Linked DNA regions of Homo sapiens: region 2 is linked to region 1. Evidence: read pairs that join two places in POLR2A ChIA-PET (ENCODE). Cell type or tissue: PC-9. All regions are shown on one strand. Each heading gives the region's core, and the rest is flanking DNA. Links, peaks and the distances in the headings are about the cores only. Region 1 overlaps FYB2 (FYN binding protein 2). Region 2 overlaps LINC01753 (long intergenic non-protein coding RNA 1753).

Region 1 (15,718 bases), core at 1-4,000:
AAAACACACATACAAAATGCTTATAGCAAAACTTTTTGTAATAGCCCCAAATTGGAAACTGTCCAGATGCCCATAAAAAGTAGAATGGATAAATAAATGGTAACCTATTCACACAATAGAATAAAGTCATCTGAATGAGCAAAAAAAACTATTTGCAACAATATTGATGAATCTCACAAACATAATATTGAAGGAAAGTAGGTGACACCATAGAGTGCATACTAAATTATTCCATTATTAAAACATTCAAAAATAAGTACCGCTGGTATTAGAAGTCAGGACAGTGGTCACTCTTGTGGGTAACTATTAAAAGATAACAAATGAAAGAAAACAAATAGAAAAGAAAACAGAATGGCAGAAAGAGAAGAAACTTTAGTCAGATGAAGATAAGAAAAACATGGAACAAATAAAAATATGTACTAAGATAATAGATAAAAATTTAAAAATATCAGTAAACACTATAAATGTAATGCACTAAATTCACCAGTGAGAAGACACATGCATTCAAATCATTCGAAATTCAAATATATTAAGTACTTTTTATGTGCCCAGCACTGTTCTAGGAAATGGGGGTGTATAGCAGTGAACAGGCAAAAATTCCTTTTCTCACAGAGGTTACTTTCGGATCAGAGGAGACGGACAATAAATAATAAAAGATCTATATTGAATGGTATTAATAGTAAATATGAAAAAATAAAGCAAGCTAAGAGAATTAAAGAAGCAGGTAGAGGTGATAGAGGTTGCCATTTTAAAGTGCTCATAGATTACTTCAAAAACCTCAAGTAGTTGAGGAAGAGAGCCATATGTGTATCTAGGATATGAATGACCTAGGAAGAGAAAAAAAGTGCAAATCCCTGAGGCAGAAGTTGGCCAGATATGTTGGAGGAGCTGCAAGGAGGCCAGTGTGGCTAGAACAGAGTAACCGAGGAAGAGTATAGTAGGAGATGGGGTCACAGAAATAACAAGGGACTTCTGTAGATCACTGCAAGAACTTTAGCATTTACCATAAATGAGATTTTTAAAACCACTGAAAGCTTTTGCAAGTACAAGAAAGGCATGACCTGATTTGCATTTTAAAAAATCATCTGGCTTCTGTCTTGAAAATAAAATGTGAGATAAATCGGGGAGACCGGTTAGGAGGTTATTGCAATAATTTAGGTGAGAAATGGTGGTAGCTTGGAGGAGGATACTATGGTAGAATTGCTGAGATGTATTTGAAATCGGAATATAATTTGAAACTACAGTGGACAGATGGCTTTGGATTGGAAGTGAGAAATGAGAGAGAAATGAATCGAGGATGTCTCCAAGGTTTTGGGCCTGAGCAACATAAAGGATGGAATTGCCCCTTTTATGAGATTGAATAAACTTCAGGAAGAGCAAACTTGCAGAGAGAAATTATGATTTTGGTTTGGAATGTAATATGTTTAGACAACCAAAAGGAAATGGTGTGAAGGCTGATAAAGTATCTGGAATTCATGAGAGATGTCTAAATTGGAGATGTAAATTTGAGAGTCGTCAGTGTTTTTAAAATGAAGGCATAAACTTTTGCATTTGCTTCAGCCAAAAGGAAGGATTGAGGAAGGAAATAAATGCTGCAGACTAAGAAGAAACTGTGTGTGTTCAGCATCTTTATTTTGTATTGGAGAAATTTACTGATAACTCCTTGAGAAAAAGTAGGACCTTATGCCTCTGAGAGCTGACATTCATTGAGATGGTTTGGGGCCTACACGCTCACTGACTTCTTGTCAGAGGATAAAATCTTATTGCTTGGTTCATTTAATTAATAGATACCAGTTAATGTGCTTGTTGTTTATTTCTCAAGTATATTACTTTCTATTTCTGATTAATAGTTCATATCTGAATATGGCTATGAATTACCCATACCCTAAATATTAACCTATGCCAACAGATAAAGAGGTGGCAGTTTTATGGTTATGACAAGTTTACAACTCTGTGAAGTAAGCCAGCATCTACTTGTGCAAACAATCCCTATACATTTGTTAACCTGGCACACTATCTTCTGGCTAACTCCAGAATGAATTAATGAATAATATATATTGATATGTGCTCAATCGACTTGTCTGAGAAATTTTGCTTTAAGAACTGCCGTAAGACTGGATAAGATCATCTAGATGTAGAGAGATAAGCCCCAGGGATGTACCCTGGTAGACTTCAAAGTTTGAGGTCAGGGATTAAAGGAAGAACCATCAAAGAAGGGAGTTACTAGTTTACTAGGTAACCAGCACCCTTCATAAATATGTATTTAATCCTTGCCAAAACCACATGATTCGGTGTTAGCATCATTATCCTCAACTTCAGAGAATCATAACTGAGGCTCTACAAAGTGAAGTGGCTTGCCCAAGGATCATACATACCAAGACTGTAATCCAATTTTAGCCCATTTAATCTGCCTTTTCTTATGCTTGCCTCCACTGCCAGTGATGTGTGTGAATGACTTTATGATGGCAGCTGATGTGATGTTTTTCAGGTTTTCTGGTTTCCTTTCAGGTGGGCATCTGGAGGTTTTGGAGTCAACTAAAGAAACTCCAGACCTAGGGGTCTCTAAGACAAGTTCCATCTCGGAGGAGATATATGATGATGTCGAGTACTCCAGGAAAGAGGTGTAAGTAACATTCCAGTCTTTCAGCAAGATGAATGTGATGAGACTTTAAAGGTACAATAATGGTCTTTGTTATTTTCTCCCATAGACCGAAGCTGAACTACTCTAGCTCACTTGCCTCAAGTAGTGGTAAGTATAGGAAGACATTTCTGAAGTTGCCAGTAGGAATTGCAGAATGCTTCTATGGCTGATTAGTGATAAGATGTCTTTTAATTATTCATATTTTAATAATGCCAATTTGTGGGAAGCTAAGAGAAGCAATACCAAGATATGTGCTAACAGCAATACCAAGGTATGTGCTAATAAATGCATTTAGAATCAGGAACATGAAGATGCTGGTAAGAGCATTCTTATGGTAAAAGTGAGTTTACTTCCTTCCTGATCTTTTCACAGTGTAAGTCTGATTATAGGACTGTTTTTACTTAAAACACTTTCTTGGCTTTCCAATACTTTTAAGATTGGCTTCTGACATGATCTAGAGTCCTTGACTAACCTACCCCTACAGACCTCTGGAGCCTCATCTCACACTGTACTCAATCTTCATCTTTGAGACCCAGTTATGCTGACCTTCTTTTAGCTTGTATAATTTGCCAAGCTCCAACAGCAGGATATTTTCATATGCTTTTCCCTCCCTTTCCGGAATGCTCTTTCCTCCCCTGGGTACCTTTGTTTCACTGACTCTTAATCTTCTAATCTCAGCTCAATCATTATTTCCACAGGGAATATTCTCCTTGGTGTACAATCTCATAGTACCATGGACTTCTTTTTCATAGTACTTGTCACAGTTGTAATTTTATACTTATGTGACTTTTTAATTAATGTCTCCCCTCCTAGATTATTACCTTCTTTATACATACCATTTTCTCCAGCCCCTAGCATAATGCCAAGTACATGTTAGATATTCAAAAAAATCTGTTGAATGAAGGAATTCATGAATGAAAAAGTAATGGGGAGGTATTGGTCAAAGGATACAAAATTTCAATTAGGAGAAGTACCTTCAGGAAGTTTATAGTACAACAGTGATTATAGTTAATAACAAAAGTATTATATACTTGAAAATTGCTGAGAGTAGATTTTAAAATTCTCACCACAAAAAATATGTGAGGTAATGAATACATTAACTGGCTTGACTTAGTCATTCCACTATGTATACAATTATCAAAACATGTTATATATCATAAGTATATATAATTATTATTTGTCAATTTTAAAATAAATTTTAGAAAAAGAAAAAGCAATGGAGTGGAGAGAATCAAATGTTACTCTGATTGATCTTAGAATCTCAGAAGTTTAGAGGGAAAAACAACCTTAAATATCATTAAACCCAGTACACTCATTTTAAAAAGAAAATTGAAACATAGAGAAGTGACTCCTCTAAGATCATTGTGTGTTAAAGTTGAGTTTTGAACCTAAAAATCCTGACCCTGATATTCAAAATTCTTTCCATTAGACTCTGTTTCAGGATTGAATTAAAGTATAACTGTGTATGTTAAGCTTATGTGTTGGGCTAGGCCAAAGCCATGCTGTGAAGGGAGAGATTATTCAAGATATATCTCATTTTCCATGGTTGCCCCAGCATTCAGCGCAATGCCTGATGCTTAGTAAATTCTGATTGTTATGTATTAAATACAGGAAGGAGGGAGGGTGGAAGGAAGGAATCTATTGAAGAACCAACTTTCTTTGACTAAATCAGTTCAAATTTGGAATCAGGTGGAAATGAGTCTTAATTTTCATTTATACATACTTTTATAGAGGTTTAAGTATTTTTACCATATGCTTTTAAAAACATGTGGGTGAGTTTCAGTAAAAACTATTTAACAAAAGAAAGATCAAAGTACCTAGCATCTAGTAAGTATCTAATACTTTTTGTTAAATATGAATCTGAACTATTGCTATTATAATGAATATAAGTAGGGTTTTCTTCTAATTTCAGAAGAAAATAGAGAACTGTATGAAGATGTCTACAAAACAAAGAACAACTACCCAAAGATAGAGTGAGTTTCTCTCTTTCTTGGCTTTGTAGGCTAATGACTTCCTGTTAGTCTAGTAAAGCCAGAGTTTCAGTGAGGACCCACCATCCGCCCCCCAGCCCCACTGCCACCCCCGACTCCCATCATCATCTTTTAGGAAAGATTCACACTGAGAGTTATGATAACCTATTGTAATATTACAATTGTGATCAATAGGATACTTGTAATTGTGTACAATCATATACTATCAATATTAAATCACATTGTTCTCGCTTTTGAGAAATACCCATTTCCCAGAGTAAATGATTTTGATATTGGGTTAGAAAATAAGTAATAAAAGAGATGTAAATATTAATAAAACTTGCTTCAATTTTATAGCTGTTTTTCCAGGAACAAATTAATGGTTATGACTTACCTGTGTCTCTGTAAGTTAGTAAGGCTATCTCCGGGATTTGGGCTTAATATAACATGTAGTGTGATTCAGTGTTATCAAGAATAAAATTTGTTCAGATGGGTATTATTCTACAAGTTTAGTTATTAAGGACATGTTGTGGAAAAGAAAACGGCAATGGTCAAAAGCAAGGAGTTTAAGGGTTCAAGGGGAAAAAGACCCTGAACTGGGCATGCTGGTTGGCACGATGTGGGTATATCATTCCCTCACTCTACCCCCTAAAGGCCCCAAAAGGATATTTGACAGAATTGTAATCATCAGCTGGGTAATCAATGTACCATCACTGCTATATTATTCAGTAAATTAAAAATCAATGATAAGAATTTCAAGAGTCAGGATTTTCTATAACGTATTTCTAGCACAGTTTGTAAAGTACATTTCCCTGAGTTATCTTTTCCTCTAAAGGGAAGACTGCTTCATAAAATCTGCAAAATAGAGATTACTTGCAGTAGTTTGTCTTGAAATATCATTACTCCCTTCATAGTTGACTGGTGTGTGCAACTTCATATCACATCTAAACAAAGAAAAGCATAGAACTCAATAAGGCATCTTCTTGCTCTTTCTTGAGTGAGATGTGTTTTGGACATGAAAACAAAGCCTCTGGTTCTTTATTTTTTTTATGGACTCAGAGGTACCTGTGCAGGTTTGATACATAAATATATTGCCTAATGATGAGGTATGGGCTTCTAGTCTACCCATTACCCAAACAGTGAACATTTACCCAATAGGGAACTTTCCAACCTTCATTCTTCCTCCCACCCTCCCGCTTTTTGGAGTCCCCAGTGTCGGTTATTTCCATCTTTATGACCATGTATACCTATTGTTTAGCTCCCACTTACAAGTGAGAACATGTGGCATTTGATTTTATAATACAACAGCCTTCTATCTCTAGTACTCTCTTAAATGCCATGTTACTTATATCCTGTGATTCCTCTCAGTTTAGATGGAAAAGAAGCACTCAAAAGACTGCAGCAATTCTTCAAGAAAGAAAAGGATAGATTTAAAATAAAGAAAACCAAGTCGAAAGAAAACTTAAGGTAAAAAGTCCCTTTAAATCCCTTTCCACGAGGGGATTAACCTGGTAGATACACAAGTTGATGTTCTCCATCCAATCTCAGAAACAGTGAAGGGGATATCAGAAACTAAAACCAAGGGTCTGGCCATCATCTGCCCCTTTCTTGTGAATTTTTGATTGAACTACATGCACAGAGACTAATTAATGAGAAAGTGGCATGCTCCTTTGAAAAAATGGCAGAGAAAGGGTTGAAAATAAGGGTAGAGGGAAAATCTTAAGCGAAGTCCAGAAAGGAAACTTTCCTCATCAGCCTTAACATCCTATTCCTGTTGTTACCACTAAGCATTACTTACCATGTCCTTTTATGCTTTTGGGGCCCTACAAGCCCCAGTAGTTTTTATTTGTCTACTGTTCCATATTTAATTTATCTCCCTTGAGAGCAGCAATATGTGGAAGGGGGAGATGAGCTGCTCAGCTGAACAGTTCGTGTATTGCAAGGTCTTAGACCTGGAAAAGATCCTCTGAGATAACCTAGGCTAACTGCCAGTTTTGAGAGAGGTTCCAAATTCACTAGCACTAGAAAGAGATGTGAGGGGACCTGGATTCTATATTCTAGTACCAGTTCTGCCATTTATTCCATGTACAACTGTGGGCATATCACTTCCTTTATACACCCACAGCATTCCACTTTTCTCCTGCATATAATGGAAGGGGGACCCTGGAGACGCTTTGCAGGCAATAGATAGATATAGATGTAGATATTCAGGTGCACCTCAATTTATGATGGGGTTGTGTCTCAATAAACTCATTGCAACTCTAAAATATGTTAAGTTAAAAGTCCATTTAATACATCTACCAAACATCATCGCTTAGCCTAGCTCATCTTAAACATGCTTGGAATATTTACATCAGCCTACAGTTGGGCAAAAGCATCTAACACAAAGCCTGTCTATAAAAAGTGTTGACTATCTCATGTAATTTATTGAATACTGTACTGAAAGTGGAAAAAGAATGGTCTTAAGGATACTTGAAGTAGGTTTCTACTGAATGCGTATTGCTTTCACACCACTGTAAAGCAGAAAAATTGGGAGTCAAACCATTGTAAGGCTGGGAACATCTGTGTAGATATACAGACATAGAGATGTATTTTGTGAGGGCAGAAGATGCTAAAATAATTTGCCCAAGGTAATTACCTATAGTGAGATGGAATTATGTTGTTCTACCCTGAAGTTCTTTTTGATTATAAAGCCTCAGAGTTTTGTGGCTTTAAGTTCAACTGTCAATTGGATCTAGATCTACCAAGAGACCCTACAAAACATGAGGTTTATAAATTGTAGTCCTGATATGGAAGAAGAGGGAGTGTGGTCAGCGAGACCCTATGCACAAAGGCAGACCCTGGCCTTAGCAGATTAGATGTTTTCTGAGAGAAAATTATTGGCATGATAACCGGCAGTCCCATAATATTTGATCAAGATGAGAATGCTAATGTTTTAAATATGCAAATCTGATTACCTTTCTCTCAAAACTATTCATTGGCTACATACTACGTTTAGAATAAATATCCAGTTCCTTACCCTGGCAAGTAAATACTTCATGGCTGTCCCCATTCTACTTCTCTAGTTCTGTCTCTCACTAAAATTACTCTCACTACCATCCCATCCACATAGCTATAGATCTCAGACTCTGCCATGGTGTCTCATGCCTCCATGCTTTGAACATGACATTCTCATGGTCTGGAATGTACCTGCCCTCCTCCAGCCTTCTTTTGTTCTCAAAGTTCTAGTTTTCCCTTAAAATTCGATCAAATATTGTCCCTTATTGAATGTCTCCCCTGAACTTCTCTTCCCAAACCTGGATTACCCATTTCCTTTGTGTTCCCATAACATCTTGTGCACATCTTGTGACATCTGTTAATACCAGAGAAACTATTTTTACTTGGAGTCAGAGAATACCAGGGCAAGAAGGGCAATCCAGCATCATCAATATGTTATTGGAGATCTGTCAGCTCATCTTTCCAAACATGGTTTTTTTCCTTAACTCTTTTGTGTCTTTTGTCAATCAACAGTGCATTTTCCATTTTGCTGCCTGATTTAGGTAAGTGCCATTTGCTTATTGCAGACCAAAAGTACTCAGCTTTTGTATATTCAGAGGCAGGGAAAGAGAAATGGTAACCCTTCCTGCATTCCCACATTTGATGAAAAATTGCTCTACCAAAATCAAAGAAGATGTTTCACACGGAAGTATTTTTTTACTTTGGAGAAGATGAGTAGTGTTTCTCAAGTACCTACTACATACCATGCCCTGGGGCAGATGTGTTCCTCTTAAAATCCCAGAAAAATAAATGTTATCATCCCTTTTTAGAGAAGCTGTAGGACCATATTTAAGTGATCCAGGATTTGTATTCCAGGCTCTCTGACTATGAAACTCATGCATTTTGCATTCTACCATACTGCCTTTTGAAGGACTTGATATCCTTCATCCTAATTAAGACACTAACTGAATATGATCACATTGCCACCAGCAAACTAACTGAATTGAGAATGGATCATTGGAATGTTGTTTGCTTTTCCATTAAAATAATAGTGCATAAATTAGCACGGTGCTTGACACATAGTAGGCTGTCAATACACGTTCAGTACATTGAATTTGTCAATAAAAGAGGGTCATGTGTTCTGTTGTTTGTTAGTTTTTGTTTAGGGGTTCTAGCTATGTGGCTACCTGGATGTCACTCGAACTTGACAATTCAAAAGTATATTATATTTCATAAATATGAGTTTGCTGAACTAAAAGACAAATGACAATTATATATACCTGATAAAATCCCACATCTCAACATATCCTTGGTCTGTGTTTAAAAGAAAAAAGCTGACCTAGAATAGGCATGCATTGTATCCCCACCCACATTTGAAGGTATTTAATAAAATAAGGGAGTGAATAATTATGAATAATTATACTAGAAGGTCTCAAACTTGTTCAGTGGTGAATCAAATGAAAATCATGTAATTCTATGTAGAGTGCCAAGGAATGTGAATATCCTAAAATGAAAATGCCTAATTATTATTATGCACTGAGTCAGATTCAACATTATGCAAGATTATTGTATAGGAGCAATTGCCAATGATTTGAAATAAAAACCATGGAAGAAAAATCAACATTACTGTTCTATTAAGCTGTTTCTCCCCCCTAGGAGTTAAGAAAAGACCTCTCACTATTCTAGCAGTATAGCATATTTGTTCAATTCCAGAAAGATGGGAACTTAGTCTAAAAATGACTCTTTGAGCAACTCATATTTTTCTGGAACTCTATGTAAAAGCAAATTAATATAAATATATATGTTTTGAGATACTGGGACATCACACTTTTTTTTAATCTTTCAGTTGAATTTCTTCCCAAATAGAGAATATTTTTATTCTTTGATTCTTCTAGCCTATCTGTATTTTATGATCAGATTTTGCTAAAACAGACCTGAAGATGCACCTGGATAATTAGGTAATTGAGTATAATTTGGAAAGTCAGTGCTTATATAAACCATGCTTAATAATGGACTATTTTGATTCTGTCTTGACCCTAGAACTTAAGTCTCAGGAAGTTATTATTTATGATGATGTAGACCTGAGTGAAAAAGAGTCAAAGTAAGTAATTTACCTTATTGGTCATCCCTGCTGATATTTGACCCATTTCCTGATGCTTTCTTAATTATGATCACAGAACCATCTTTTCAGATCCTTGGAGATTGAATGAAAAGTCAACTTAAGATAGTCTTCTCACTAAGAGGGGAAAACACTGAATAACATATATGATCCAAAAGTGGTAGGTGACCACAAAAGGCATTGGAGGTTTTGAGTTTGTTTCTGTTTTTTATTTTTGAATTCAGACTTGAAACTCATTTCAACACATTTTTTAAATTATCTCCAATGTACATGACAACATGAAGGATAGCAAGCACTATGTGACAGAACGTCTGTATTCAAGGACTAAATAACTATAATTTATCAAAAAAGATGGCTGCATGCAGTGGCTCATGCCTGTAATCCCAGCACTTTGAGAGGCAGAGGTAGGTGGATTGCCTGAGTCTAGGAGTTCAAGACAAGCCTGAGAAACATGGCAAAATCCCATCTCTACTAAACTAGCCAGGCATGGTGGCACATGCCTGTAGTCCCAGCTATTCAGGAGGCTGAAGTGGGAGGATGGCTTGAGCCTTTGAGGCAGAGGTTGTAGTGAGCCGGGATCACACCACTAGACTCCAGCCTGGGCAATGGAGACAGGCTCTGTTCCAAAAAAAAAAAAAAAAAAAGCCATCCTTAAGTTTGATGCTCCCTCTCCAGTCACTTATTATTTATACTTTCCCTCTTAATCAATTGGTTAAAAATAAAAGTCTCCTCTCTTCATGTTTGATTCATCTTTCCTTGCTCACTGCAATTAGGTTTCCTATTATACAATTGAACTTATTTTTGGTAAGGTCACTAATAACTCCTTTGTTAAATCCAACAGATACTTTTAAGCCTTTATTTGTCTTCTCTATATCTTAAAATATGAACTATGCCATCCTCCAAAGGAAAAAAAATACTAGTTTTTCCCTAGGTTTCTATGTTATTATTTCTTTGTTATTTGATGTTATTTTTAAGTTGACATATAATAATTGTACATATTTTCCAGGTAGATAGTGATGTTTTGATACACAAAATATATAGTGATAAGATAAAGGTAATTAGCATATTCATCATCAAACATTTATCATTTCTTTGTGTTGGGAATATTCAATATCTCCCTTCTAGCTATTTAAAACTATATGATATATTATTGTTAACTATAGTCATCCTATGGTAGTTGTATTAGCCCATTTTTACACTGCTATAAAGAAATACCTGAGACTAGGTAATTAATAAAGGAAAGAAGCTTAATTGACTCGCAGTTCCGCGTGGCTGGTGAGGCCTCAGGAAACTTACAATCATGGCAGAAGGGGAAGAGGCACATATTACATGGTGGCAGGCAAGAGAGAGAAGAGAAAGTGAAGGGGAAAGAACCCCTTATAAAGCCATCAGAACTCATGAGAACTCATTCACTATAATGAGAACACTATGTAGGAAACTGCCTACACCTCCAGTCACCTCCCTCCCTCGACACATGGGGATTACAATTCAAGGTGAGGTTTAGTGGAGACACAAAGCCTGACCATATCAGTGGTATAGAACACTAGAACATATTCCTCATATCTCACTGTATATTGTATCCTGAACTAATCTCTCTCTATTCCCTACTTTCCCAGCCTTTAGCATCCTCTGTTCTACTCTTTATTTCTATGACAGCAACCTTTCTTAGCTTTCATATATGAGTGAGAACATGTCGTGCTTAACTTTCTATTCCTGGCTTATTTCACTTAACATAATGTCCTCCACTTCTATCCATGTTGCTGTGAATGACATGATTTCATTCTTTTTTATGGCTGAATAGTGCTCTGCCATGTGTATGTTTATCACATTTTCTTTACCATTCATTTGATGTTGGATACCTAAGTTGATTCCATATGTTGGCTATTGCATATAGTGCTGCAATAAACATGGGAGCATAGATGTCTCTTTGATATACTGATTTCATTTCCTTTGGATTAATACCCAGCAATGGAACTGCTGAATCATATGATAGTTCTATTTGTAGTTTTTTAGGAACCTCCATACTGTTATTCATAGGTGCTGTACTATTTATATTCCCACTAAGAATGAAGAGAATTTCCTATTCTCCACATCCTTGCTAGCATGTGATTTTTTTTTTGTCCTTTTGATGAATGCCATCCTAACAGGGATGAAATGATACCTCATTGTGGTTTTGATTTGCATTTCCCTGGTGATTAGTGATGTTGAACATTTTAAAATATGTTTATTGGTCATTTTATTTTATTTATTTTTTATTATACTTTAAGTTCTAGGGTACAAGTGCACAATGTGAAGGTTTGTTACACAGGTATACATGTGTGCCATGTTGGTTTGCTGCACCCATCAACTCATCATTTACATTAAGTATTTCTCCTAATGCTATCCCTCCCCCAGCCCCTCACCGCCTGACAAGCCCCAGTGTGTGATGTTCCCCACCCTGTGTCCAAGTGTTCTCATTGTTCAATTCCTACCTATGAGTGAGAACATGCGGTGTTTGGTTTCCTATCCTTGTGATAGTTTGCTGAGGATGATGGTTTCCAGCTTCATTCCATGTCCCTGCAAAGGACATGAACTCATCCTTTTTATGGTTGCATAGTATTCCATTGTGTATATGTGCCATGTTTTCTTAATCCAGTCTATCATTGATGGACATTTGGGTTGGTTCCAAGTCTTTGCTATTTAAAAGACACAGACTGGCAAATTGGATAGAGAGTCAAGACCCATCAGTGTGCTGTATTCAGGAGACCCATCTCATGTGCAAAGACACACATAGGATCAAAATAAAGGGATGGAGGAAGATCTACCAAGAAAATGGAAAGCAAAAAAAGCAGGGGTTGCAATCCTAGCGTCAGATAAAACAGACTTTAAACCAACAAAGATCAAAAGACACAAAGAAGGCCATTACATTATGGTAAAGGGATCAATTCAACAAGAAGAGCTAACTATCCTAAATATATATGCACCCAATACAGGAGCACCCAGATTCATAAAGCAAGTCCTTAGGGACCTACAAAGAGACTTAGACTCCCACACAATAATAATGGGAGATTTTAACACCCCACTGTAAATATTAAACAGATCAATGAGACAGAAGGTTAAAAAAGATATCCAGGACTTGAACTCAGCTCTGCACCAAGTGGACCTAATAGACATCTACAGAACTCTCCACCCCAAATCAACAGAATATACATTATTCTCAGCACCACATCGCACTTATTCTAAAATTAATCACATAATTGGAAGTAAAGCACTCCTCAGCAAATGTGAAAGAACAGAAATCATAACAAACTGCCTCTCAGACCACAGTACAATCAAATTAGAACTCAGGATTAAGAAACTCATTCAAAACTGCACAACTGCATGGAAACTGAACAACTTGTTTCTGAATGATTACTGGGTAAATAAAGATGTTCTTTGAAACCAATGAGAACAAAGACACAACGTACCAGAATCTCTGGGACACATTTAAAGCAGTGTGTAGAGGGAAATTTATACCACTAAATGCCCACAAGAGAAAGAAGGAAAGATCTAAAATCGACACCCTAACTTCACAATTAAAAGAACTAGAGAAACAAGAGCAAACAAATTCAAAAGCTAGCAGAAGGCAAGAAATAACTAAGATCAGAACAGAACTGAAGGAGATAGAGACACACAAAAAAACCTTCAAAAAATCAATGAATCCAGGAGCTGGTTTTTTGAAAAGATCAACAAAATTGATAGACCACTAGCAAGACTAATAAAGAAGAAAATAGAGAAGAATCAAATAGATGCAATAAAAAATGATAAAGGGGATATCACCACCAATCCCACAGAAATACAAACTACCATCAGAATACTATAAACACCTCTACCCAAATAAACTATTGGTCATTTTAATGTCATCTTTTGAGAAATGTCTGTTCATTTGCCCATTTTTTAATTGAATTTTTTTTTCTGTTTTGCTGTTTGAGTTCCTTGTATATTCTGGATATTAATCACCTGTCAGATTAATAGTTTGTGAATATTTTTCTCCATTCTGTAAGTTGTCTTTTCACTCTGTTGATTGTTTCTTTTACTGTGCAGAAGCTTTTTAGATTGCTGAAATCCCATTTGTTGATTTTTGCTTTGTTACTTGTGCTACTGAGGTCTTAGTCATAAAACCTTTTCCTAGACCAATGTCCTGAAGTGTTTCCCCTGTTTTCTTCTAATAGTTTTAGAGGTTTGGGCCTTACATTTTAAGTCTTTGATCTATTTTTGTTTGATTTTTGTATAGTGTAAGTGGTGGGTGGGGGGGTCTAGTTTTATTCTTCTGTATATGGATATCCAGTTTTCCTAGCACCATTTACTGAAAAGACTGTACTTCCCCCATTGAGTGTTCTTGGAGTTTTTGTCAAAAGCAGTTGGCTGTAGATACATGGATTAATTTCTGGGTTATCTATTCTGTTCCATTGGTTTGTGTGTCTGTTTTATGCCAACACTGTGCTGTTTTGATTACTAGAGCTTTGTAGAATGTTTTGAAGTCTGGTACTGTGCTTTATACAGATTTGTTCTTTTGCTCAGAATTGCTTCAGCTACTTGGGGTCTTTTGTGATTCCATACAAATTCTAAGATTGTGTTTTCTATTTCTGTGAAGAAAGGCATTGGTATTTTGATGGGGATTGCATTGAATCTGTAGATTGCCTTGGGTAATATGGTCATTTTAACAATATTAATTCTTCCAATCTATGAGCATGAGATGTCCTTCCATTTGTTTACATCATCTACAATTTATTTCATCAGTGTTGTGTCATTTTCTTTGTAGAAGTCTTTCACCTCCTTGGCTAAATTTATTCCTATGTATTTTTGTTTTTTGCAGCTATTATAAACCAGATTGCCTTCTTGATCTCATTTTCAGCTAGTTCATTGTTCATGTATAGAAACGCTACTAATTTTTATATGTTGATTTTGTATCCTAAAACTTTACTGAATTTATCAGTTCTAAGAGTCTCTTGGTAAAGTTGTTAGATTTTTCTAGATATAAGATCATGTCGTCTGCAAACAGGGGCAATTTTACTTCCTCCTTTCTCATTTTGATGTCCTTTATTTCTTTCTCTTGCCTCATTGATCCTGCTGGAACTTCTAGTACTTTGTTGAATAAGAATGGAGAGAGTGGGCATCCATGTCTTATTCCAGAAAAGCTGGAAGCTTTTCCCTGTTAGGTAAGATGTTAGCTGTGGGTTTGTTATATATGGCCTTTATTATGTTGAGGTACTTTTCTTCTATGCCTAATTTATTGAGAGCTTTTATTATGAAAGGATGTTGAATTTTGACAAATGCTTTTTCTGCATCTATTGAAATTATCATATGGTTTTGTTCTTCATTCTGTTGCAGTGATGTTTCACATTTATTGATTTGCCTATGTTGAATGACCCAACTTTGTTGACTGCAGGCATGTTCCTGGTGGTCTGATTGATGGGCATCAATATGACCATGGAGGGGATGATGGCTAGAGAATTTCCGGCTTCACATGATGAAGCCAGTGATTCATGAGCTGAGCTGAAATCTCCCCAGCCTGATACTTCCCTTTCTATCACAGTAACCCTCCATGATAGATTAGAATGGTTCCCAGTTGGCCAGGTGCAGTGGCTCATGCCTCTAAACCTAGCTCTTTGGGAGGCAGAAGTGGGAGGATTGCTTGAGCTCAAGAGTTTGAGACCAGCCTGGGCAACATAGTGGGACCCCATCTCTATTTTTATAATTTAAAAAAATATTTTAAATTGTCTCAGATGATAACATCAAGGCTAAGGGTAACTAACTTGTCCACGCTATTGAGTACAGAGGTAGGTCTGAGATCCAGGTGGCCTGCCCCCAAGCCAGCGATCTTTCCTGCCACCTACCCTCTTTCTGGGGATGTGCTCACCAAGTGAGCCCAGGGGTCAGTGTGTGAGGCTACAGAGGAACAGCAGCCTGGTTGTGTGCAGGAAGGATGTCCTGGGAGTGAGTTGGGTTTTTTTGTTTTGTTTTGTTTTGTTTTTGTAACAGGGTCTCACTCTG
Region 2 (14,482 bases), core at 1-4,000, 830 kb after region 1:
GTGAGTCTGGTTGCCTAAATATATGTGGCATCTCCCTCCACTTCTTCCTGCTCTGGCCATATGAGGTGCTCACTCCTACTTCGCCTTCCACCATAATTGTAAGTTTCCTGAGGCTCCCCAGAAGCCCAGCAGAAGCCAACATCATGCTTTCTGTGCAGTCTGCAGAACCATGAACGAATTAACCTTTTTTCTTTATAAATCACCCAGTCTCAGGGATTTATTTATAGCAGTGTAAGAACAGACTAATATACCTCAATATTTGAAGTAAACCCTGAAAAACACAAACAGTTTCATAAAAATAGTATAGAGACCTCCCATTGCAAATAATCAGGACCCCAGAGCAAAGCTGTTTTAGGTCCATAATGGGGGAAAGACTCAGAAGCTAATCTGAATAATTTGGATGAACGAGCAGTTGAGACCAGACCAAAATTGAAATTGTCCCTGGCTAAAGCCTTCCTCCTCAATGAGAAGGAACACAATGCTATTATCACAAACCTGCTGCATAGAATCTGTTCCTCTGTTTAATGATGCTTTAGCCAATTGTAGCACAAGGGACACATTTTATAGACGTTTTCCAGGCTGGCCATCCCCAAGTGCCAACATGGATACATTGATTGCTTTTATTTAAATGAACTTCTGAGGAGGCAAAGTGAGAATACCTGGATGAGAGGAAAGATACAAAGTCTCGCTTGTCACTCTTCATTTGAACTTGTTACTGAGGCTAATAATATGGTACACAATTTCAATACAAGCAAACTGAAAAATGCACAGGGTAGCTAGAATAAGAACAATGCTATAGTAAGCGTTGGAAGAGCATGGTTTGTGAAGTTTGGAAGAGGCCAGGTCACACAGCTATTATGACATGTACAACCTATACAGCTATATAAGAAGCCCTTGAATAGAATGAGTGCAAATGATTAAGGGAGGAACGGATGATTGATTGAATGAATGAATAAATAAATGAATAAAAAGTATAGCAATAGAATAGACAATGGATTGAGAACCAGGAAATATGGTTTCTAGCCTTAAAGTCTTTCTTTTGTGTGACCCCCGGAAACTCACTTCTAATTTTATAGTTCAGTTTTCTTATTTGTTTGATTTACTCTTTTTGATATGGCACAGGTTCTTAGCTTGTGTTTAATTAATGAATAAGGATAGTCGTCCTGACTTCATACAGGAAAGGAGTCTAACATCTGTTGAATAATACTTAACATGTGCTACCACCCTGCCAAACACACACACACTCTCTCTCTCTCTCGCAGTGTTAATCCTTTTAACCATACTTAAAAGTAGTTATAATTGTCATCACTTTTACCAATGAAAAAATTGAAATTCTAATATATTAACTGATGTTTCTGTTTCACACAGAGTAAGTAAATAGGATAAAATTGGAGGCTGTTACAGACCCAAACCTTTCAATCTCACCATGTTGCCACTTGTTTGAGAAACTGAAAAAAGTATACATATGCAAAGTATTACCAGTGTTGCAGATATTTGCCCAAAGGCACATGTCTAAGTGTTTGTTTCTATACAAAATAGTCAGACCGGTTCTCATACCAACTCACACGGGATGTGAGGCAACAGATAGACCCAAATATTTATTAAGTGGGAAAGTAAGATGTCCATAAGTTGATAAAGACTGTTTTGTTTTGCTTTTTTTCTTGTGACCAGGCAACTAATAGCAAGTGAAGAAAAGGAATTGTTGGCAGACAACTTGGCTAAAGCACCAGACTTCTTTGTCATCCAGTCAGACACTAGGGGTGAAAAAAAATCTGCCTGGTTATCTTTGTCTGGTCTCTCTTGGCTGAAAAACAGGGTACTCTTCAGAGGTAAAAGGGATGGTCTGTTCCTTATCATTAAATGACCCTACACACAGAGATACCTCTGAGTAAAAGGGGAAAAATTCTCAGATCTCAAATTTTTTTTTTTGTAAAAAGTAAGAACAATATTTGAAAGAGAGATAGAGCATGAATGATGGGCATGTATGAGATTATTAGATTAAGAATTTATCTTGTAATATGCTAACAGTCCGTTTTCTAACTATGTGAAATGTATGTGAATGTATACATCTAGAGTAAATATATTGTGAGTTAGATATATATGTGTCTATTTAATTTTCATCACAAATTGTTACTCTTCCTTTTCTCAGACATCTTATTTTCCTTTCCCTTTTGCCTTGATTATCAGGAATGTCAGAAGTCATAACCATGCCTGATGACAACAGTTTCCTTTGGCCTGGTGTGGTATTGTAAATTGTCGCTTTTAGACCAACTTTTTAGTGATAGACCCTCTCTATGCTTTTTGTTGTAAGCTACTGCAGATTCTTGCCACAGGTATGAAGTAAATTCTGTTAATAGCCTTGATTTTTCACCTGTGCCACCATATATATCTTTGCCATGGCCTCATGATGGATGGAATATACTTCCCTGCCCCTTGACTTGATACTTGACCATGTAACTTTTTTGGAACAATGAAAGATGATGGAAATGTCAGTATACCTGTGCTCAGGTATACTGTGCTAGGTCTTAAGAAGCCTCCAGTGTTTCCAGCTATACATCTGCAATCACCATGAGAAGGACCTGCTCAAGCAAACCACTAGTCACAGGAGGAGAATGAGAGACACATGGAGCAGAGCTGCCCTCAGAGTCCACCTAGATTAGTTGTCAGCAGACCTCCAGTGGACTTGTAGAAACACAAGCAATAATAAAAGGCTGTTGTTTTAAGCCACTGAGTTTTGGGGTAATATTTTATTCAGCAAGTTAACCAGTACAAGGTAGATGGAAAATATCTATATTTCCATGTTGATCTTTTAAATATACATATTTGTATTTATGGTTAGTGAGAAAGTTTTCATAAATGAGTGAAAAGTCTTTAATTTTCATAAACAGAATATTATTGTATAATTTAATACTTTTGAATATTTCTATGGTTTCAATGTCCTGCCAAAACTCATGTTGAAACTTAATTGCCACTGTAACAGTGTTGAGAAGCAGGACCTTAAAGAGGTGATTAGATTATGGGACTCCACCCTCATGAATGGATTAATGCCATTACCAAAAAAAGTGAGTTAGTTATTGCAAGAGTTCTGCCCCGTATTCCTCTCTTGCTCTTCTTACGTGCACTCTGTTGCCCTTCCACAATGTTATGAAGCAGCAAGAAGGCCTTCACCAAATGCTGAGCTGCTGTCGGTCCCATGCTCTTGAACCCAGCCTCCAGAATCATGAGCCAAATAAACTATATATATATATATATAGTGGTATTATAAACTATATATAAATATAGTGGTATTCTGTTATAGCAGCAGAAAATGAACTAAGACAAATATGGTATTTTTTTACCCTGTTTGATAAACTTCATTCTTCAAAACTGTTATATCAGAATTATCTGTGAAGCCTTGCTTGATATCTCTCAACAACTAAATACATTCCTACTCTGTGCTAAATGTATATCTTCAACATATTTCTATTTTTTTCTCTCTCACTAGATTTTTATGACACCCAAGTTCAGGACTATGTTTTATGTCTCTTTGTAGCACATTTTATGGACATATCAGTCATCCAAAAATATATATAACTGGATATGCTCAATGATAGATTTTCAATCAGTTCACATATTGAGAATATAGTATTAAAATGGATGTCTTTAAGCAATACTGGATATTTGCTTTTGAAAAACAAAGCATTATTGGTGCTAAAGCACAGTATAGTACATAAAATCTAGTGCGGTGAAATACTAGTCGATACAAATAAGCTCTCAAGCCCACACTTGCTCTCAGACATCTAGATGAAAACTGACAGACATACCACAACAATTCTGGCCTTCAGTGAGACAGGCAGAGCCAAATTAATTTACCATTGATTCTCAGAAGGTCTCAGTTACTTCATTATTCCTTATAACACAGAACGAAATAATGTGTAAATTACCTTCAACAGCATCAACAAAATCAAGGGAAAAGTGTATGTAGCTCAATGAAGTGATGATTTTGGGAAGAAAATTTTATTTGATGGTCTAAACACAATGTATGGACAGAAAATATTTATACTTTAATGTGAATATAAAACATAGCATAGAACTAGGAAAAAAAATCTGTTGACTGTAATGGGCACCAGTGTTCCAGTCATAAAATTTGTTACATTGCTTAGATAAATGATGGTAAAGTGGTCCCAGCTCCTAGGATTGAAATATGGTCAGCTGGTGAGAGGGAAGGACACGGGTTACTCTGGGATTTACATCTCACTCTAAATCATTTGTAAGCAGTGAAATGACTGGAGTCCATAAATTCTGACAAGGATTCTCTACCTACAACAAAATAGTTAAACTAGAAGGAAAATGTGGTACAATAACAATTCTAATATTTCATGTCTATTAAGCTAGGGCTCCTCTGCATTTTTCATGTATTAATGCATTTAAATCTCACAGCATTCTGCAAAGTAGGGTTACGGAATCTTGGGATGTCACTTCACCAGCCAGAAACCTCTGTGGCCAGTGGTGCCTTCACCCGAGTTTTGCTGGGGCCCACTGGGCCCACACTGCATGGAAGGCTGTGCTCGGCTTGTGCTACCGGCCTGGATCCCATGCCTGCCAAGGGCAAGTGGAGCAGTGAGGGGTGTGTGAGCGAAAGAGCATGGGGTCCAGCCATCACACACAGCCAGGCATACTGGCTGCAGTGGGCCAGGCAACTCCAGGCACCGGTACAGCCAATGGCTCCCTTTGAGGCTGTGGCTGGACCAGACATACTGCAAATAGTTGCTTCCGTGGCTAGCACCAGGGAACATGATGGCGCCTGGAAGCTTGGTGACTCCAGGAACCACAGAGCCCCAGAGAGGGCATCACAGCCCTAGCTCAGGGAGCTCCTAGGTTTGGGCTCTCCAAAGGGCCACAGTTCTTCTCTCCTCCTCTCTTCTCTCCTTCTCGTCACCCACAATGTGGTGAGCAAGGGGCATATTTCAAGCCGTATTTGTGTTACAGCTCTTTTAGCACTGCCATTCGGTGGGTCCCGAGTTCTTGTCCTGCACCCAGGAAGAATGAGGTACATGAACAAGTAAAGAGTGAGCAAGGTGAAAAGGAGCTTTATAGTATGACAGAATAGCTCAGAAGAGACCTGCAGTGGATAGCTCCTCTCCAAAGGCAGGGTGTCCTGACTGCAGCTTGTCATTCCAATGTCTGCCCAGCTCTCAGCTAAGAGGAGACCCTGGAGTGGGTAGCTCTTCTCTGCAGCTGGCCACCCCCAGTGTCTTCTCAAATCTGGCTGAGTCCAGAGTTTCTATGGGCTTCAGAAGGGAGGAAGTGTGTGCTGATTGGTCCATGGGTGGCCATGGGTGGGCTGGGGAAAAAGCACCATAAGTTCTCCCTCATGTCTGCAGGACTGGCAGCCCTGCCCCTAGGCTTCAGGCCTTCCTGGGCTTGAAGGCGGGGCTTCACTGGGAACCTACCTTTTTCCACCCAGGAGCCTGTCTGCCTCCTACCACTGTTCATGGTGCTCAGGCTGTTTGTGCCCAGGGGCACCTGGAGGCCAGTGCCAAGCTATCCTCAGGCACCCTCCCCCCTGCTTCCCTCCCATGCTCATTGGCACCCAAAGTCTGGAGGGGGGCCTAGGCGGCAGGGACCTGACATGTCAGTGCTGCCCTGAGCTTGTACACATTCAACTGAGTTGCGACAGCACCCAGGCTCAGCCTCAACTTCGCTCCAAGATCAGAGTGGGTACTGGGAGCGGGGAGTGGCCAGAGAACAGGAGCAGGCACTCCTGAGCCTGTGGGAGAGCAGGTACTCCTTAGCCTGCACCCGGACATGTGGGGCTCCTGTCTGCTTCTGGCCCGCAAGAGTACAGGGATGCCCAGGTCTGCAGCCATGGCTGGGCATCTGCAGCTGTACCTAGGGAGCACAAGGCTCCCTCCCTTCCAATTCAGAAGTGAGTGGTGCTTCCACCTGTTTCTGACTCCCACCGGCTCCATGCAGCATGCAGCCCTGGCCATGCCTCCCCCAACTGCAGCCAGTATCATGGCAGCAGCCTCTTTATATAGGCTGCTGCTGCCATCAGTAGCATTACTATTATGCCCATTTTATAAATCACATTTTAGTTAATGTTTAATATGGCTTTCTTCTTCCCTCATTTCTTTTTTGTAAGTATTTTTAAATTTAAAAAAATTTTAATTACTGTGAGGGTGCAATAGTTATAGTTATATAATAGTTATATATTTATGAGGTACATATGATGTTTTGATACAGGTATACAATGTATAATGATCAAATTAGGGTAATTGGGGTATCCATCATCTCAAGAATTTTTCCTTTTTTGTATTAGGAACACTCTAATTTTACTCTTTTAGTTATTTAAAAATATATAATATTTTATTTTTAACTAGAATTGCCCTACTGTGCTATTGAATACTAGGTCTTATTCAGTCTATCTAACTGTGTGTACCCATTAACCATTCCCACTTTATCACCCATTCCCACTACCTTCTTCTCCGATTTGTGAGTTCCCAATCAAGGAATGAAACAAGCAGAAATCAACATATCACATTATTTTTAAGTCATGATAAGAAAAGGTAGCTTGGTCTATGTCAAGACTGCCTTCCTATTACGTTCCTCCAAGTTCAAACTTGTTATACAAAGAATACCTTAACAGACAAATATATACTGCATAGATTTGAAAAGTATTCATATTGCTAACATTCTCTCTTCCCTGATATGGTATACTTACTAATACAGTAAAGAGTCACTAAATAATAATTGAACAAAAAATTTACAAATGAATATATGGATAGGTGGATGGATCTGGACTTGAGAAAATGAATCTTGTTTAGCTATCTGGGTAATAATAAAATCCATAAGATACTTGAGGAGTTGGTGCAGATAATAAAGAAGACATCATCTGGCTGGAAGTGAGAATGAACCTGGAGAGGTAGCACATTGGATGGAAGGAAATTCCAAGATACTATGGATAATATTGGCAAGGTGTGTTATTAAATTATTTAGGAATTTCCCCTCACCTAGTAAGAAAATTTATTGCTCCTCAGAGATGGGAGGGGGTGAAGTAAGAGGATAATCAAAGGTAAAATTAAGGAAGTTAAAAAGAACCCACCCACATTTCTTAATTAGCTTCAAGGGGGAAATTACTGCCAAGCATAATGATGCAGAAGTTAGAATGTCTTTATTCTGCAGGGGGAAAAATTCCTCCTTCTGCCACATTTTTTTATCCAATTTAATTGGCTTATATTTGTCTGTCAGTAATGTAGGCAATTCCAAACCAAATAGGTTTAACTTTCCTTATAAAAGGACCAAAATAGCTGCAAAAGGCTAGATGTATGTCCATCACACAATCTTGGCAAGCAATATTTGCCACATGAAACATGGGTTGTTCTCCCTTTCTGCTCAGAACTGTAGGCCACACCTTTCAAAGTGCAATGAAATGTTTGGGATAGTTGAAACTGGCCCTATAAATACTCTTTTAGGTATTTCTTCAGTAAGCAAAAGAGGAAGGAAACCCACCATAACAGTAATGTGGAATGGTGACCAGGTTTTTGCCAGTAATAGAGAACACATACGTGGCCACTGCCTTTATTCCACATACCACCCACTCCACCCTACTTTTAAAACAGCAACTGGGTGATGCAATTAGTAAAATAAAAAACACACCATATGAGAAAACCATGGGGGGTAGTGGATATGTCACTATCTTAAATGTAGTGAGGGTTTCACGAGTATATACACATGTCAAAACTTATCCGTTTGTACATTTTAAATACATGCATCTTATTTTATGTCAATTATACTTCAAGAAGCTTGTTTAAAGCAAAACAAAACAAACAGAAAAACATCATATAAAATGGAAGGATGGTCCTGGTAAGAAACTAGGAGTTGAGAACTTATGTAGCTGCTTGGATAGGCCCAGAATATATATAGCTTCCAGCTATATTATCCACATTACTTACAGAGCGGTCCTTTAAAAATCGAAGTCAGATCATCTCCCCCTCTGCCTAAGACCCTCCAGTGGTTTCCATTTCTCCTTGAGTGCAAATCAAAAGCCTCCTTATTCTCATAGGGCACCATAAGGCCCACCTCTCCAGCCCCTGTGACTCCTCTGGCTTTGACATCTATTACTGTCCTCTCTTCAGCCACACTGGCCCCCATGTTATTCTTTTTTTTTTAATTTTAATTTTTATGGGTACATAGTAGGCATATATATTTATGGAGTACATGAGATATTCTGAGACAGGCATATAATACATAATAAACACATCAGGGTAAATGGGGTATCCATCACCTCAAGCATTTATCATTTGTGTTACAAACCTTCTAATTATACTCTTAGCTATTTTTAAATGTACAATGAATTATTATTGGCTGTAGTCACCTTGTTGTGCTATCAAATACTAGATCTTATTCATTTTATCTAACTATATTCCTCCCCCTCACCTGTCACTACCCTTCCCAGCCTCTGGCAGCCATCATTCTACCCTCTATCTCCATGAGTTCAAAGTTTGTAATTTTTAGCTCACACAAATGAGTCAGAACAGGCAAAGTTCGTCTTTCTGTGTCTGGTTACTCCATGTTATTCTTGATCAAGCATAGTAAACTTACCTTGGGGCCTTTGCCCTTGCCATTTCCTCTGCTGGAAATGTTTCTTCTGCTACGAAACATGCACAAAATGTACCCTGGCTATGGTACTTCTTTTTACTTTGTATTCACATTTTACATCCTTAGTGTAGCCTTCCCAGATCTGGCTATAAACATATCACTCTCCTTCCTCACCTTCACCCCAGCGTTTCCCATTTCCTTGCCTGCTTTACTTTTCTCCATAGTACCTTATCGTCATCTGCTATTCTCTATAATTTACCTCGTTATTGTTTATTGTGTTTCTCCCCACCCTTCTACTATAATATAAAAGGCAGAGGTTATTGTCTATTTTGTCTACAGTAGCACATATATATGCATGCACTCAATAGAAAATTAAAAAATCATTCAGCCAAAGCAAACATATTCAAATTATGATGGATTTTATGTGCAATAATAAATAATAAGTATACTTGTATTTATTTATAGAGGATTATTTTCATCTCTTCTAAAAATTCTCTAGTGATATATGCCACTCCTAGACTCATGAAGTACAAAAATTAGAGAAACCTTAAAATTCATCTAATTCAGTCAGATACGTGAATGGCATTTAAAATATCTCAGCCCATCACTATTGAGTACTATGCGCAGTACTTGACCTGGGTGACCAGATCAATCATAACTCAAACCTCAGTGTCATGCAATATATCCAGGTAGAAAACCTGCACATGTACCCCCTGAATCTAAAATAAAGGTTGAAACTATATTGTAAAAAAAATCTCAGCTCATCTTAACATGAATATCTCCAGTATTGGGTAACTCTCTAATCATTTATTCCTAAAGCATTTCTAGTTACCATGAGGGTTGATTTTATGTGTCAACTTGAGAAGCTGTGGTACCAGATGTTTGGTTAAACATCATCTAGATGGTGCTGTAAATGGTTTTTTTTTAATGTGATTAATGTTTAAATTAGTAGACTTTGGGTAAAGCAGATTACCAAAATAATATGAATAGGCCTCATCCAATCAATTAAAGGTTTGAAGAGAAAAGACTGAAGTTTCCTGAAGAATAAGGAATTCTGCCTTTAGACTATCTTTAGACTCTAGACTGCAATATTAACTTTTCCCTGGGCTCCAGCCTGCCAGCCTGCCCGGAAGAATTTGGACTTGTCAGCCCTCACAATTGTATGAACCTATTCCCTACAGTCTTCCCCCACCCTCTCTTTCTCTCTCTCTGTCTGTCTGTGTGTATGTCTCTCTCTCTCTGTAAATATATATGTATAAAAAATGACATATAGAACATACATATATGATATATATTATGTCATATATACTTATATATGATGTTTATATTATATATACACATATGCACACACACACACATATATATGTACACATACATATGTATATAAATAAATGATTGGTTCTGTTTCTCTGGATAACCTTGTCTAACACAGCTACTCAGCCACTGCTTTGAGCCAGACACTCTTCTAGGCATTAGCATATGATGGTGAACAAATAAGTAAAATGTTGAGGACAGCTTCAAGATACTGAAAGTGCTGGAGAAAACTGGCTATAATGTTGCCTTTTAAAACTGAGTTGAAATCCCTATCTCTGTAGTTTTCATCTATTGTTTCATTTTCTTTCCCCTGAAACTGTGGAGAACTCATCTACTCCCTTTTTCACTTCACAGCTCTTCCTACACTTAGGGTGGGGGCGATCATCATATTCCTGGCCCCAGCCTTTCCTTTGTTAAACATCCCTAGTTCAACTCACTGATTTTCCTGTGCAATGTTTTCCAACCTTCTCACGATCTCAGGAGCCCTCCTCTGAACAAAGCCAGGTAATTTCTGCCTCTCTCAGCATACTTCCCAGAATGAACCGACACCAAATGTGCAGGAGCCAACAGACTAACATGGGGCTTCCCCTCCCTGCTCTGGGTTCTGCACCTCTATTTAAGCAGCCTCAATGGACTACACTGGAGAACTCAAATCTTAGACTGAGTAAACTCTATTAAGATGATGGGTGCACATTCCATCTTACCTCTATGAGGACCCAGTCTTTAAAGCCATTTTTTTCCCCTCATATTTAGGAAAATAGCCATTTTCCTAAAATGTTTAGAAAAATGTTTATTATGTTTATTTTTTTTTATTTATTTATGGTTTCATAATCCATAATTTAAAAATCTGATCATATTATCACCAACTTCAGTATGGCTGTAGATTTTGTATATATCAATATCATAAGGTACACATTCCTTTAATAATAATGACTAACATAAATCAAGCCTATTACATGTGAGGCAAAATTCTTAACACCTTACAAATATTACTTCATGTCCTCCTCACTGCCTGTTGAGGGAGATGCTCTAAGACAGCAGTCCCCAACCTTTTTGGCACCAGGGACCCAGTTTTATGGAAGACAATTTTTCCACAGACAGAGTGGAAAGATGGTTTTGAGACCAAACTGTTCCACCTCAGATCATCAGGCGTCAGTTCAGCTATCATAAGGAGCATGCAACCGAGAGCCCTCACATGTGCAGTTTACAGTGGGGTTCACAGTCCTATGAGCATCTAATGCCACCACTAATCTGACAGGAGGCAGAGCTCAGGCGGTAATGCTCACTCGCCCACCACTCACCTCCTGCTGTGTAGCCCAGTTCCCAACAGGCCACAGACCAGTACCTGTCCACAGCCTGGGGGTGGGGGTCCCCTGCTCTAAGAGTATCTGCATTTTACAGATGAGGAAAATGAGGCCCAGAGGACTGAGCAACTTCCCGAAACTACTCAGCTAGTAATTGGAAGAGTTGGGATTCACATCTAGGCCCTCTGGTTCTAGACTCGATGCTGTGGATCCACTGTGAGATACTACCTCTCCAGATGTCATTTATGGCCCCAACCAAGCTTTCCAACATCATGGTTCCTAGGTGCAAGCCCCTGGTCTCCACCATTAGGCCACACTCATGAACTCTTATGCACACACAACACTTAGGTTCACACAATGTACACTTGTACAGACACTCCAATCACATGGAATTTTCTGTCCCTGCCCGGATACCATACTCCTTCACATGCCACAGGCTATTGTTCACATGGTTATTTAAGTAAGAAATATAATAGTTCCCCCTTGAGCCCTTTCATAATAATAACAACATTAACAACTAGCCTGTATATATAGCTACATACCTTGAACTATGCTAAGCGCTTTAGATATACTGAATCATTTAATCTCACAACAAGCAACCCCATCAGGTAGACACTGTTAAATTGAACTAAATGTGGCCTGGAAAGCCTCTGTATTTCCACACTTGAGTCCTTATGGACGAACCATAACCTAACTTAATAAGTAGACAAGACTGACAACCTAACTTAGGAGCATGCTTCTATAACAATAGCTGAGTCTCAGCCAATCCCAGCAGTCATACTTCAACCACTCATAGGCAGCTAGCTGACTGTTCAAACTGCTTTCAAACGAAGCAAATGCCAAGCTGTAACCAATCCGGCTGTTTCTGTATCTCAATTCCATTTTCTGTATGTCACCTTCCTTTTTTTGTTTATAGATTTGCTGTGACCATGAGGCATCCTTAGAGTCTCTCTGAATCTGCAATGGTTCTGGAAGCTGCCTGATTCGTGAATCTTTTTTTCCCTTGCTCAGTTAAGCTCTGTTAAATTTCATTTGTCTAAAGTTCTTCTTTTAACAACACATTATTATTTTTTCAATAATATTATTGTTTTTCAATAATTTCCTCCTTTTACAGATGAAGGAATTAAGACAGAGAGATACATTAAGACACAGCTAATAAGTGGTGGACAGGAATCTTGTCCAGGTAGCCTGCTGCCCTCAACCACTCACCTTCTTTTCTTCAATCCCTTTTAAAATGCCCCCAATTCGGCCAACCAGAGACTTTTATTTTATGTATTTATTTATTTATTGAGACAGAGTCTCGCTCTGTTGCCCAGGCTGGAGTGTAGTGGCCCGATCTGAGCTCACTGCAAGCTCTGCCAGCCAGGTTCATGCCATTCTCCTGCCTCAGCCTCCCGAGTAGCTGGGACTACAGGCTCCCACCACCACGCCCAGCTAATTTTTTGTATTTTTAGTAGAGATGGGGTTTCACCATGTTAGCCAGGATGGTCTCGATCTCCTGACCTTGTGATCCACCTGCCTCGGCCTCCCAAAGTGACGGGATTACAGGTATGAGCCACCAGGCCTGGCCCAGAGACACTTTTTTAAGCATTTTCAACTTTTGGTTGTAATTATTTATTATTTCCCCCTGGTAAATTATACCATCTTCAGGGACAGGGCTTGCAGCATCTAGTACAATGTCTGAGACTCAGTATGTACTTGGTAAATAAATGTATGAATGAGATATTGAATCAGTGACTGAATGAAGGAGCACAGGGGAAAGTCTATTGCAATTAACGGTAAAGAATGAAGAAGAGAGATTGTTCTTTTATCCTTTTCCAGAAAGATCAGCATACAGGAACTTCCAAGAATCCAAGAAGAAAACAAATGCGAAAGAAAGGTAAAAACCAAACCACAGATAAAAGAAACAAAAATCTCTTAGCTAATAAAGGACCTAGGAAGACTTTAATAAGACTTCTTTATTAGAACTTGGGTATAATATTTCTTATTGTAATATGGAGCTCTGCAACAGTCCCTTTCTTACATCCGTTTTCTTACTTCATTTCCTGCGCTAATATTTCCATGACTCTGAGTTTGTACAACTCCTTTTCTGGGCCCTGTGTCCATTTGGGGCTAAAAGCCCCTTTTAAAATGGGATAAATGCGTGAGAACTTTGGTTATAATTTCCTGAGCCAGGAATGCCCGCCATCAGAGACAGAAATTCAGAAGCAAATGACTTGTTAAGTATTCCACTTTGTCAAATGACTTAATAAGAAAGCCACTATAAGTGCAGAGGTTCTCAAAATTTAATGAGAAGAATCATCTATATGTTTACAGTGCAGATTATTAGGCCCCACCCCCAGAGATCCTGGTTTAGTATATTGGGGGTGGGGCTCAGGAATGACAATTGTTATCAAGTGCCCTCAGTGATTCCACTGTAGGTGGTCATCAGACCACACACTGAGAAAGGCTACGATGACGATGACGGAAAGAGCCCAGAATTTTGGATTTTAGAAACCTCACTGCATGCTAAATAGCATTGAAACTTGGGCAGCTTTTTAAAAGTCCCTGAGCTACAAATTCTTTAACTATTAATAGGAGACAATAATACATATACCAGACTACTAGAGCATCAGGCCATGTATCCATGGAATGGAAGATTTAATGAAGTTGTGTGAACATGTCACTGGGTTTGGCAGCTAGCTGTGTTGTAGAGAAAGGGTGGAGCTGAATTCAATCAATACCACGTTTATGAACAAATATATAAACCCTCAAACCACCATACAAATACCCAAATACCTCTGACAAACATAATTTATCATAAAGAATGAAATAATTACAAAGAATTACATTATGTTAGTACATTTGCAAACTTAGTTAAAATAGATGCATTTCAGGAAAAATATAAATTAACTAAATTGACTCAAGATAAAATAGCAACTAAAATAAACCAGTAGCCATTAAAGTTAGACTGCAACAAAAATGACCCCTATATAAAGCAAAAATAAGATCAGATGTAAACATGCTAAATAAATATTAACATGAAGATTTCAGCCATGTTAAAAACAAGACACCATAAGCAAATAATGTTTACTTAGGAAGCAGGGAGGTTCACCACAGTAAAATCTATTATATAGTGTACTACACTAATAAGAGAAACAATAAACAACTATCTCAATGGATGTAGAATAAACATTTAAAATGTTCAGCATCCATTCAAGGTGAAAATGAAAAAAAATCTCATAATCAACTCTGATTAGGAAGAAAATCTCTTAACCTGTTGAAAATATCTGTCAAAACCTACC

What was found. Peaks named below come from ENCODE experiments on the same cell type or tissue, not always from the same donor. Only the 100,000 strongest peaks of a DNase experiment are listed, where the experiment ranks them.
Region 2: POLR2A ChIA-PET joins it to region 1 with 6 read pairs; 2 of 35 experiments call an interaction of 5 or more read pairs at or near these places.

What each region holds. Positions count from the first base shown.
Region 1 is chr1:56,731,057-56,746,774 of GRCh38, reverse strand. FYB2 (FYN binding protein 2) reads left to right here. Exons shown (of 20, transcript NM_001004303.5): 10 at 2,509-2,623; 11 at 2,709-2,749; 12 at 4,554-4,614; 13 at 5,980-6,078; 14 at 8,122-8,150; 15 at 9,628-9,688. Among named protein-coding and RNA genes, the nearest start is that of FYB2, 80 kb to the left of the region's middle. In PC-9, for the core only: no CTCF peak of the experiment used is centred there; no DNase peak of the experiment used is centred there.
Region 2 is chr1:55,903,850-55,918,331 of GRCh38, reverse strand. LINC01753 (long intergenic non-protein coding RNA 1753) reads left to right here. Exons shown (of 3, transcript NR_147162.1): 3 at 2,188-2,723. Among named protein-coding and RNA genes, the nearest start is that of LINC01753, 34 kb to the left of the region's middle. In PC-9, for the core only: no CTCF peak of the experiment used is centred there; a DNase peak (open chromatin) is centred at 1,601; H3K27ac peaks cover 1,448 bases.